Linked DNA regions of Homo sapiens: region 2 is linked to region 1. Evidence: read pairs that join two places in POLR2A ChIA-PET (ENCODE). Cell type or tissue: endothelial cell of umbilical vein. All regions are shown on one strand. Each heading gives the region's core, and the rest is flanking DNA. Links, peaks and the distances in the headings are about the cores only. Region 1 overlaps SDK2 (sidekick cell adhesion molecule 2). Region 2 overlaps SDK2 (sidekick cell adhesion molecule 2).

Region 1 (4,380 bases), core at 98-4,097:
CAGGCTGGATGCAATGGTGCAATCTGGGCTCACTGCAACCTCCACCTACCCGGTTCAAGTGATTCTCCTGCCTCAGCTTCTGGAGTAGTTGAAATTACAGGCACCTGCCACCATGCCTGGCTAATTTTTTGTATTTTTAGTAGAGATGGGGTTTCACCATGTTGGCCAGGTTGGTCTTGAACTCCTGACCTCAGGTGATCCACCCGCCTTGGCCTCTCAAAGTGCTGGGATTCAGGCGTGGGCCACCGTGCCCAGTCTACCTTTGTTTTCAATTGAAGTGAGGTTCACATAACCGAAAGTGAACCATTCTAAAGTCTATGACTCAGTGCATTAGGACCGTCGCAGTGTTGTGCAACCACCACTTCTATCCAGCCCTGAATCATTTCCATCACCCCAAAGTAAAACCTTGTACCCAGGAAGCAGTCACTCCCTATCTCTGCCCCTACCGGTCACTCCCTATATCCATGCCCCTGGCAACCACTAATCTGTTTTCTGTCTCCAGGGATTAACTTATTTGGGACTTTCCTATAAATGGGATCATATAATATGTGGTCTTTTGTGTCTGGCTTCTCTGACACAGTGTCATGTTTTTGAGGTTCAACCACAACCTACTAAGTTACCATCTTGGTCCAGCTTCTGCTTTACTTTGTGACTGGGGACAAAGCCAGAGCCTAATTAAGACCTTTAGAGGCTCTGGACAGTGAAAAATGCCTGTGCCTGTCCACGTGTGATCCAACATAAAAACAACACTTGGTTACAAACTAAGCATGAGAAAAATCTAAACCAAAGTTCAGAATTTTCATGTAATGAAAACCTTAAAGTTTTTTTTTTTTTTTTTTTTTTTTTTGAGATGGAGTTTTGCTCTTGTCGTCCAGGCTTGAGTGCAGTGGCACGATCTTGGCTCACCTCAACCTCTGCCTCCCGGGTTCAAGTGATTCTCCTGCCTCAGCCTCCTGAGTAGCTGGGATTACAGGCATGTGCCACCACATCTGGCTAATTTTTGTATTTTTAGTAGAGATGGGGTTTCGCCATGTTGGTCAAGCTGGCCTCGAACTCCCAACCTCAGGTGATCTGCCCACCTCGGCGTCCCAAAGTGCTGGGATTACAGGCGTGAGCCACCGCGGCTGGTCTGTTTTTTTTTTTTTTTTTTAAGAGACAGGGGTCTCTCTTTGTTGCCTAGGCTGGTCTCAAACTCCTGGGCCTAAACTATGCTCCTGCCTCGGCCTCCCAGTGTTGGGATTACAGGCATAATTACACCACACCCAGCCTGAAGTTCTTTTTTACTTTTAAAGATAAAAATATTAAATTATTCCTGACTTTTTTTTTTTTTTTTTTGACACTTTGATGTCCTAGGCACAGGCTTCATCTATCTATTGGGGACATCAGCCCCAAACAAGAATCAATCTCGGTTGGAAAGTAAAATCTGAATTGTGGAGCTAAAAACATGGTGCACCCCTTCCCCTACCCTGAGCTCCCAGCAATGTTTTGAGAGCTAATAAGACAACAGATGGGCCCCCCCTCAGAACTCTCTGGAAGAGAAGTGCTCCGATTTTAGCGCACAGCACACGATCAGTGCACTGCAGCTCAGAGGACCCCACCCAGGCCTCCTCAGTCCTGCCCAGCTAATGCCCCTGCCTGGGGGCAGTTAGCGAATCACAGCAATCCAAGTAGAACATAAAAGCCAGTTAGCCCAATCCAGACAAGTTTGGGATGGGGAGCTGTGTCCTGCTTTACAGGTAAAGAAAATGGAGTGGGGACCTTTGTCCAGAGGGTCTGGGCTTTGGGAAATGAGATGCACGGCTTGTTCTCAGGAACTCGGAGTCCTTCATAACATGGGGATACATCTCGAGGGATGTAGCTACAATGAATAGAACTATAATGATCCCCGCTAATGGAGCAGGCCCTCTGCCAGACAGTCTGAAACGCTGACATGCATAACTGTATTTAGTTTTCACACCTCTGTGCGGCAGCTCCTATTGCTACCTGAGCACCGACGCTGCCTGGGTACTGACGGGCACATAAAGTACAGGAAGGGTGAGGGTTTTGCTGGGGAAGTGATCCGGCCGGGCTTGAACTCCAATCTGCCTGATTTTCTAAAGCCCACACACCTCTTAACTCCTACACTCCTGCACTCCTGCCTGGAGACCACAGGATGGGAACGAGAGCTCCCCCCAAACCCCCCACCCCGACTCCCAGCAGGAATTAAATACTCCCTAGTCCATCTGCTAATTTATGTTCTCTGGCCCCTCCCCTCCCTCTCCTCACCCCTCTACAACCCCAGCCACTCTCCTTACCACCCCTGCAGCAGACACTCCCCCGCCAGGACCTCAATCCTCTTGGCAGGCACAGCCGGCTGCCCAAGACAATGGAAAGTCCCTGGGCTCGGTCTGCCCCATGACGCAATGCAGCACAATACAAGCCCCTTTCTGTGCCTACTGCCCAGCTGCCCGCCCAGGAGAACAAAGAGGGGGCACAGGCAGGCCAGGGAGACTCCATATGCCGAGCGGGGGCACCTGATGCTGGGCCGAGTGAGGCTGGCCTGGAGCAGCGGGGATCTGTGAGGCAGGAGGCTGGGGGTCCATCCCGCCCAGGAACAGTGAGGGTCTGTGAATGCGGGGGACCAGACAGGGATGTCCCCCAGTTTTCCCTACAGGTTCGGTCTTTCCACCCACTAACTGACTTGAACAGTTGTTAGCATCAGCTCCAGGGGTTCTAGAATTTTGGCTAGCCCCAGGCCCCAGCTTTGCAGAGGAAGGAACCCCTGGGTGACTGTGGGACCATCCCACAGTGAAACGAGTCTCTGGGGGGAGGAGCTTGTGGCACGGGGAAGTTCTGGCTCTTACCAGCAGAGGAAGCCATCACTCAGGCTCTCTCAGCCTCAGTGTCCTTGTCTGTAAAATGGGTAGAGTTCCATAGTTCACAGGGTGAAATGAGCTAACCCAGGAGAGAATGCTGTAAAAGGTATTATCAATGGGGACAGTGAGGGTGGGCCTGGGTGGGAAAGGGAAGAGATGGAGTGAGAAGCCTCAAAGCTCCCCTGGGAGGGATTAGAAGGGGCCAGGAAGCCGGGGAGGCTGACTCAGTGCTCAGGCAGGTGGAATGGGAGTAGAAGGTTAGCTGATACCCCACCCACTAACCCCCGACTCCAAGACAGAGGCATGTCCGGACTGGAAGCAAGGTGGGGAGTGGGATTCTCTAGCCCTCCTAGGGGCCCAGATCCCAAAGCCCACTCATCTAGACCATCCCCGTCCTACCAGCTACTATCTGCAGAATGCCTACTGATCCCAGGCACTCTATGGGCAGCATCTCGGGGATGGAAGGCACTAGAAGGGAGAGCAGGGAGCCAAACAGAGCCCGCGCTGCGGGAGGGGCCAGGCAGGCGAGAGTCTGGTCTGCCTCTTCCCCCGCTCCGCCTTCCAAAGCCAAGGCAGGAGGGCTTTGCATCAGCGACTGCTGCTCCCGCCTCCATCTCCCTGAACATCTGTTTCTTTTCGGAGTGGGGGTAGGGCGAGAAGAGAAGAAAGCGAGGGGGAGACCAGGGGCTCCTATTGCAGCTTTCAATTCTCACGGGCCTCGGTAATTGAATGCAGCTTCCCAGGGACCGGCCCAGCACAAAGGGGGCCTTTCAGGGGCTGTCCTGCCAGGCCGCCAGGCAATCAAGTGACTGCTTCGTCTCCCTGGTCTCTTAACAGCTCCTCAAAGCCACTCAATCAGCAATTACTGGGGTCTGCGGAGGGGGAGCACAGACTCCAGGCCTGGTGATGGGAGTGGGGAGGGAGGGCCAGAAGGAGGCAGGACCCCTGGAGAAAAGAGGAAGCAAAGCAAAGCCCTTTTGCTTTTTTGTTCATCTCCAGCCCAAAGGATCTGGCACCAGACTCAGCCTTAGGGATGGTGTTGAGACCTTGGGGTCAGGCAGGGGACCCTTATCTTGTTGAATCTCATGAAGTCTGGGAGGAATGTGTTGCCCTAGATGACAGAGAAGTCACCTTGTGAAACTCCGTGGGAGACTGGAAGCAGGAGCCCCTCCCTCATCCACGGTCCCAGGGGCTCTGCACTGACTCTAGCCTGAAGCCGGCAGCGCATCTGTGCGGGGTGTTCCGCCTGTCCCCTGGATGCCTCTACCCGGGGGGCCAGCCAGGGTCTCTCTGCAGGGGCTGCAGCCTCTGGATTAAAGGTGGGGTAGGGGTGATGTGTCTCCTGTGTGTCTCTGAAGAACCTCAGAATTGTGCCCCTGGAGGCACAATTTTGTCGAGGCTCTGGGCTCCCTGTGTTAAGATAGCTGGAAATCTCCCAAGAATGTCCTTTGAAAAATGTCAGCTCAGAAGCAATGTCATATGTGCCACCTGTGCCCTTATAGGTAAAGTGACAGCCAATGTGTAC
Region 2 (4,380 bases), core at 216-4,215, 49 kb after region 1:
CCCTGCGCTGTCCCTGATTGAGCAGGATGAGGTTGTTTCCCTACGAGAAGCGCTGCTTCATTCCAGGCCCTAGCTTGGCTTCCTTCTCTCCCCAGCCTCGCTGCCCCGCCCCTTCTGCAGGGCTTCTCAAACCTCAGCAGTACTGGAATTCAGAACAGATGACTCTGTGGCGGGGGCATCCTATGCAATGCAGGATGCTCAGCAGTGTCCCTGGCCTCCACCCACTTGATGCCAGTAGCACTCCCACACTGTGACAACCAAAATGTCTCCAGACATGTCCAATGTCCCCTGTGGCCAAAGAAGTCCCCAGTTGAGAAGCACTGTACTAATGGTTTTTCCTGAGTACATTTTCTTCTTCCTTCCCTCCCTTCCTTCCCTCCCTCCTTCCTTCCTTCCCTCCCTCTCCTTCCTTCCTTCCTTCCCTCCCTCCTTCCTTCCTTCCCTCCCTCTCCTTCCTTCCTTCCTTCCCCCCTCCTTTCCTTTTCTTTCTCCCTCTCTTTTCTCCCTCCTTCTCTTCCTTCTCCCTCCCTCCCTCCCTCCCTCCCTTTTTCCCCCCTTCCCTCCCCTCCCTTTCCCTTCCCCCTCCCCTCCCCTCTCCTCCCTTCCCTTCCCCTTCCCCTTCCCCTCCTTCCTTTTTCTTTCGTTATTTAAAACACAGTCAGGGTCTGTATCTGTTTCCCAGGCTGGAGTGCAGTGGCACGATCATAGCTCACTACAGCCTCAAACTCCTTGATTCAAGCAATCCTTCTACCTCGGCCTCTTGAATGGCTGGGACTACAGATGTACACCACCACACCTGGCTGATATTCCTTTCTTTTTTTTTTTTTTTTTTTTGAGACGGTCTTGCTCTGTAGCCCAGGCTGGAGTGCAGTGGTGTGATCTCAGCTCACTGTGACCTCCGCCTCGCAGGTTCAAGCGATTCTTTTGCCTCAGCCTTCCAAGTAGCTGGGGTTACTGACATGTGCCACCATGCCCAGCTAATTTTTGTATTTTTAGTAGGGACGAGGTTTCACCACGTTGGCCAGGACGGCCTTGAACTCCCGACCTCAGGTGATCCACCTGCCTCGGCCTCCCAAAGTGCTAGGATTACAGGTGTGAGCCACCATGCCCGGCCTATAGCTAATATTTCTATGTTCTGTAGAGATGGTGTCTCACTATGTGGCCCAGGTTGAGAGTAGTTTCTAATATATCCCTATCAGGCCAGTCGGGGTCCCAGGCTTGCTTTTGGGGAGTCCAAGATCAGGCAAGGTGCCAGCTCAGGGCAGCAGTGCAGTGGCAGCCGGGGCTCCAGGCTGCAGCCCTGATCCTGCGCCCATCTGTGTTGACAAGGCCAGGGCTGTGAGTGGGGAGGGGAGAGGGAAGATGGTCACTAACCCTCCCTTAATTAATTAATTAATTTAGACAGAGTCTTGTTCTGTCACCCAGGCTGGAGTGCAGTGGTGCGATCTTGGCTCACTGCAACCTCCGTCCCCCAGGTTCAAGTGATTCTCGTGTCTCAGCTTCCTGAGTAGCTGGGATTACAGGTGTGTGCCACCACGCTGGCTAATTTTTGTATTTTTAGTAGAGACGGGGTTTCACCATGTTGGCTAGGCTGGTCTCAAACTCCTGACCTCAAGTGATCCACCCGCCTTGGCCTCCCAAAGTGCTGGGATTACAGGCGTGAGCCACTAAGCCTGGCCACAAACTTTCCCTTTAGAAGACCAGACCAGAGTAGGGTCCTTGGGTGTGAACTTGCGGCTCATCTCTGGGAGTCTATTAGACCCCTTGCTGACTTTGACTTCAGAGATTGGAGCCCACCTTCCATTCTCATCCAGGGCACTGCAGCTCATACCAGCCATCCACTAGGAACAGCTCAGAGCACTGGCTGGCCCCCCCTCAGCTGCCCCCAAGCCTTCCCTGGCCCCCGTGGGCAGTCACCTCTCTTCTCGGTGGTCACCACCAAGGCCTCGGCAGCTTCTCCCCAGCCCTTGCGGGTCTGGGCCGTGATGCGGAACAGGTAGACAGACTCTGGCTTGAGGCCCGTGGCTGTGTACTGCCGGGCGCTGGGTGCCAGCACCTCCACAGTGGCGGTGTTGGCCGTGGTGGTGTTGAGCCGGTGTGTGATCTGGTAAGCTGTGGGAAGGAAGCACATGGCTATTATGGCAAGCAAGGCAAGCCGCTCCTAGGGCCCCGGGAAGGGTTGTTCCGTCCAAAGCCACAGCTGTGTCTGTACATGGCCACCTTGCCGTGGTCCCTTTGGCTGTGGTCTGTCTGCCTGAGGTCTCTGGGTCACTCTCCAGTCTTCAGCTGCCACCTGGGGAGGGTGGACTGTGGGTGGCATGGAGAGGCACTCTATGCACAGTGTCTGTGACCCCCGTAACAGCCCCAAGTGAAGAAACTGAGGCCCGGAGAGGCCAGACCACCTGCTGGTAAGTGACAGAGCTGGAATCCCAGCCCAGGTCTTTCTGGGCTAATGCACTTGTCCTTCCTGCCCCCACTCTGTCTTGGGGATGTGGCATTGCTCTAGGGCAGGTGGTGCGTGAGGTCAGGACTGAGAACCCTGGGACAGGTACAGGTAGTCCAAGCCCCCATTTTAAAGGTGAGGGCACTGAGGCCGCAGAGGGGAGTAGACTTGCTCAAGTTCACGCAGCTGCCGACCGGAACCCTGGGTGTGTGTATTGGGGGAACTCTAAATGTGAGATGAAGCTTCCCATCTGTAGCCTCCCTCCTGTGCGCCTTGAGACTCTTTTCCAGCTGTGCTGAGCCTGCCAGCGTGCCCTCACTTGGCCATGCTAAGGAACAGCGTCCGAGGTTTACCAGATGGCCGGCAGGCTGGGGGCCTGGGGACATTTGGGGACGCAAAGCCAACCCATGACTCTTAAGGGACTTCAACTCTGATCTTGCCCTCCGGAAGATAATCTTACACACTGGAATTTCTAGCAGGAGGACTAACACCCAGATCCCATTCTAGAGGGGATGTGGAGGCTCCCTGGACCTACTCTCCCTCAAGCTGGTAACGAAGTGGCCTCCTTTGCAGCTCATGCCTCTTCCTTCTTCCTGCAGCCGGGGCACGGGAAGGGCAAAGGCTTACCAAGAATGATGCCATTGGGGGCGGCAGGGGGCTGCCAGATCAGCCGCACAGACGTGGTCCGCACCTCTGGGAACAGGATGCCCATGGGTGGTCCTGGGACTGGAGGGGGCAAAGGAGAGGAGGCCGACCCATGAGGCTGCCGCTCAGCTGGGGATGAGCCCAGCTCGGGCAGAGCAGCCTGGCAGGGTGGAGGGGGAAGGGGCCGCCCAGCTCAGTGAATTTCTGTGGAGTACTGCCCTGTGCCTGACACTGTGTTAGGAGCCAGGGGCAAGAACGTGGAACCAAGGGGGCTTTCTGCCCTCAAAATAGGCATCATTTGGCAGCGACCTGAGGCTCCAGCTTCCTCTGCTCATTGTCTGTATACACGCCCCAGAACCGGGCTGCCCTCAGAGCTGGGCGCGTGGGCCCTGGATGGATGCGTCAGTGCTTCAGAAGGTCCTGTTCTGACTTCCTTCCACCCATGGGGTGAAGTGGCCGTGGGGTAATGGGAAATGCCCACCCCCAGCCTGCACCACTCCTCTCTCTCTCTAGACCTTGCTCTGGAATCCTGGGACCCCGGAATTCCCTGCCCAGAGAGGCCTAAGCACGCTTCCAGAGGCTGCATGGGCCTCGTCCCCACATCCACCCTCCTGAGGGTAGGCTATGCACCCCTGGCTCCAGGGAAGGCCAAGCGGTAGCTATTTTGCAGGTGTGGAGATGAAGATTGAATGGAGTGGGTCAAAGGACAGGGTGAGGAGAGAATGGGGCAGGGGGTGGGGGAGGGTAGCTGGGGAGGGGCACTCTTCTGTGTTGCCGCACTGCAGAACAGAATAAGATGTCTGAGATTTCCAAACTTTTTTTTTTTTTTTAATACCGAGTCTCGCTCTGTTGCCCAGGCTGGAGTGCAGTGGCGTAATCTCAGCTCACTGCAAGCTCCGCCTCCCGGGTTCAAGCGATTCTCCTGCCTCAGCCTCCCAGTAGCTGAGACTACAGGCGTGTGCCACCACACCCGGCTAATTTTTATATTTTTGGTAGAGACAGGGTTTTACCATGTTGGCCAGGCTGGTCTTGAACTCCTGACCTCAAGTGGTCTGCCTGCCTTGGCTGCCTAAAGTGCTAGGATTACAGGCGTGAGCCACCACGCCCAGCCTGAGATTTCTAAACTTGAACCTGGCCTTCCAGATCGTTGTAAGGGTATATCTGTCAAGGCAGGAGGATAGAACATATTTAACGGTTCATTAGCTTGATGAATAATGTTAGCATATGCAAACATATGGTATTTGGGCTTCCTTCTGCACTCTGGTCCGGTTCCTGCAAATGTCTGTGGTGGG

Evidence for each region. Peaks named below come from ENCODE experiments on the same cell type or tissue, not always from the same donor. Only the 100,000 strongest peaks of a DNase experiment are listed, where the experiment ranks them.
Region 2: POLR2A ChIA-PET joins it to region 1 with 9 read pairs; 2 of 35 experiments call an interaction of 5 or more read pairs at or near these places.

The regions. Positions count from the first base shown.
Region 1 is chr17:73,339,914-73,344,293 of GRCh38, forward strand. The region is part of intron 44 of SDK2 (sidekick cell adhesion molecule 2); the gene reads right to left. Among named protein-coding and RNA genes, the nearest start is that of CDC42EP4, 30 kb to the left of the region's middle. In endothelial cell of umbilical vein, for the core only: no CTCF peak of the experiment used is centred there; a DNase peak (open chromatin) is centred at 2,378; H3K27ac peaks cover 416 bases.
Region 2 is chr17:73,388,370-73,392,749 of GRCh38, forward strand. SDK2 (sidekick cell adhesion molecule 2) reads right to left here. Exons shown (of 45, transcript NM_001144952.2): 28 at 3,071-3,169; 29 at 1,918-2,112. Among named protein-coding and RNA genes, the nearest start is that of CDC42EP4, 79 kb to the left of the region's middle. In endothelial cell of umbilical vein, for the core only: no CTCF peak of the experiment used is centred there; no DNase peak of the experiment used is centred there.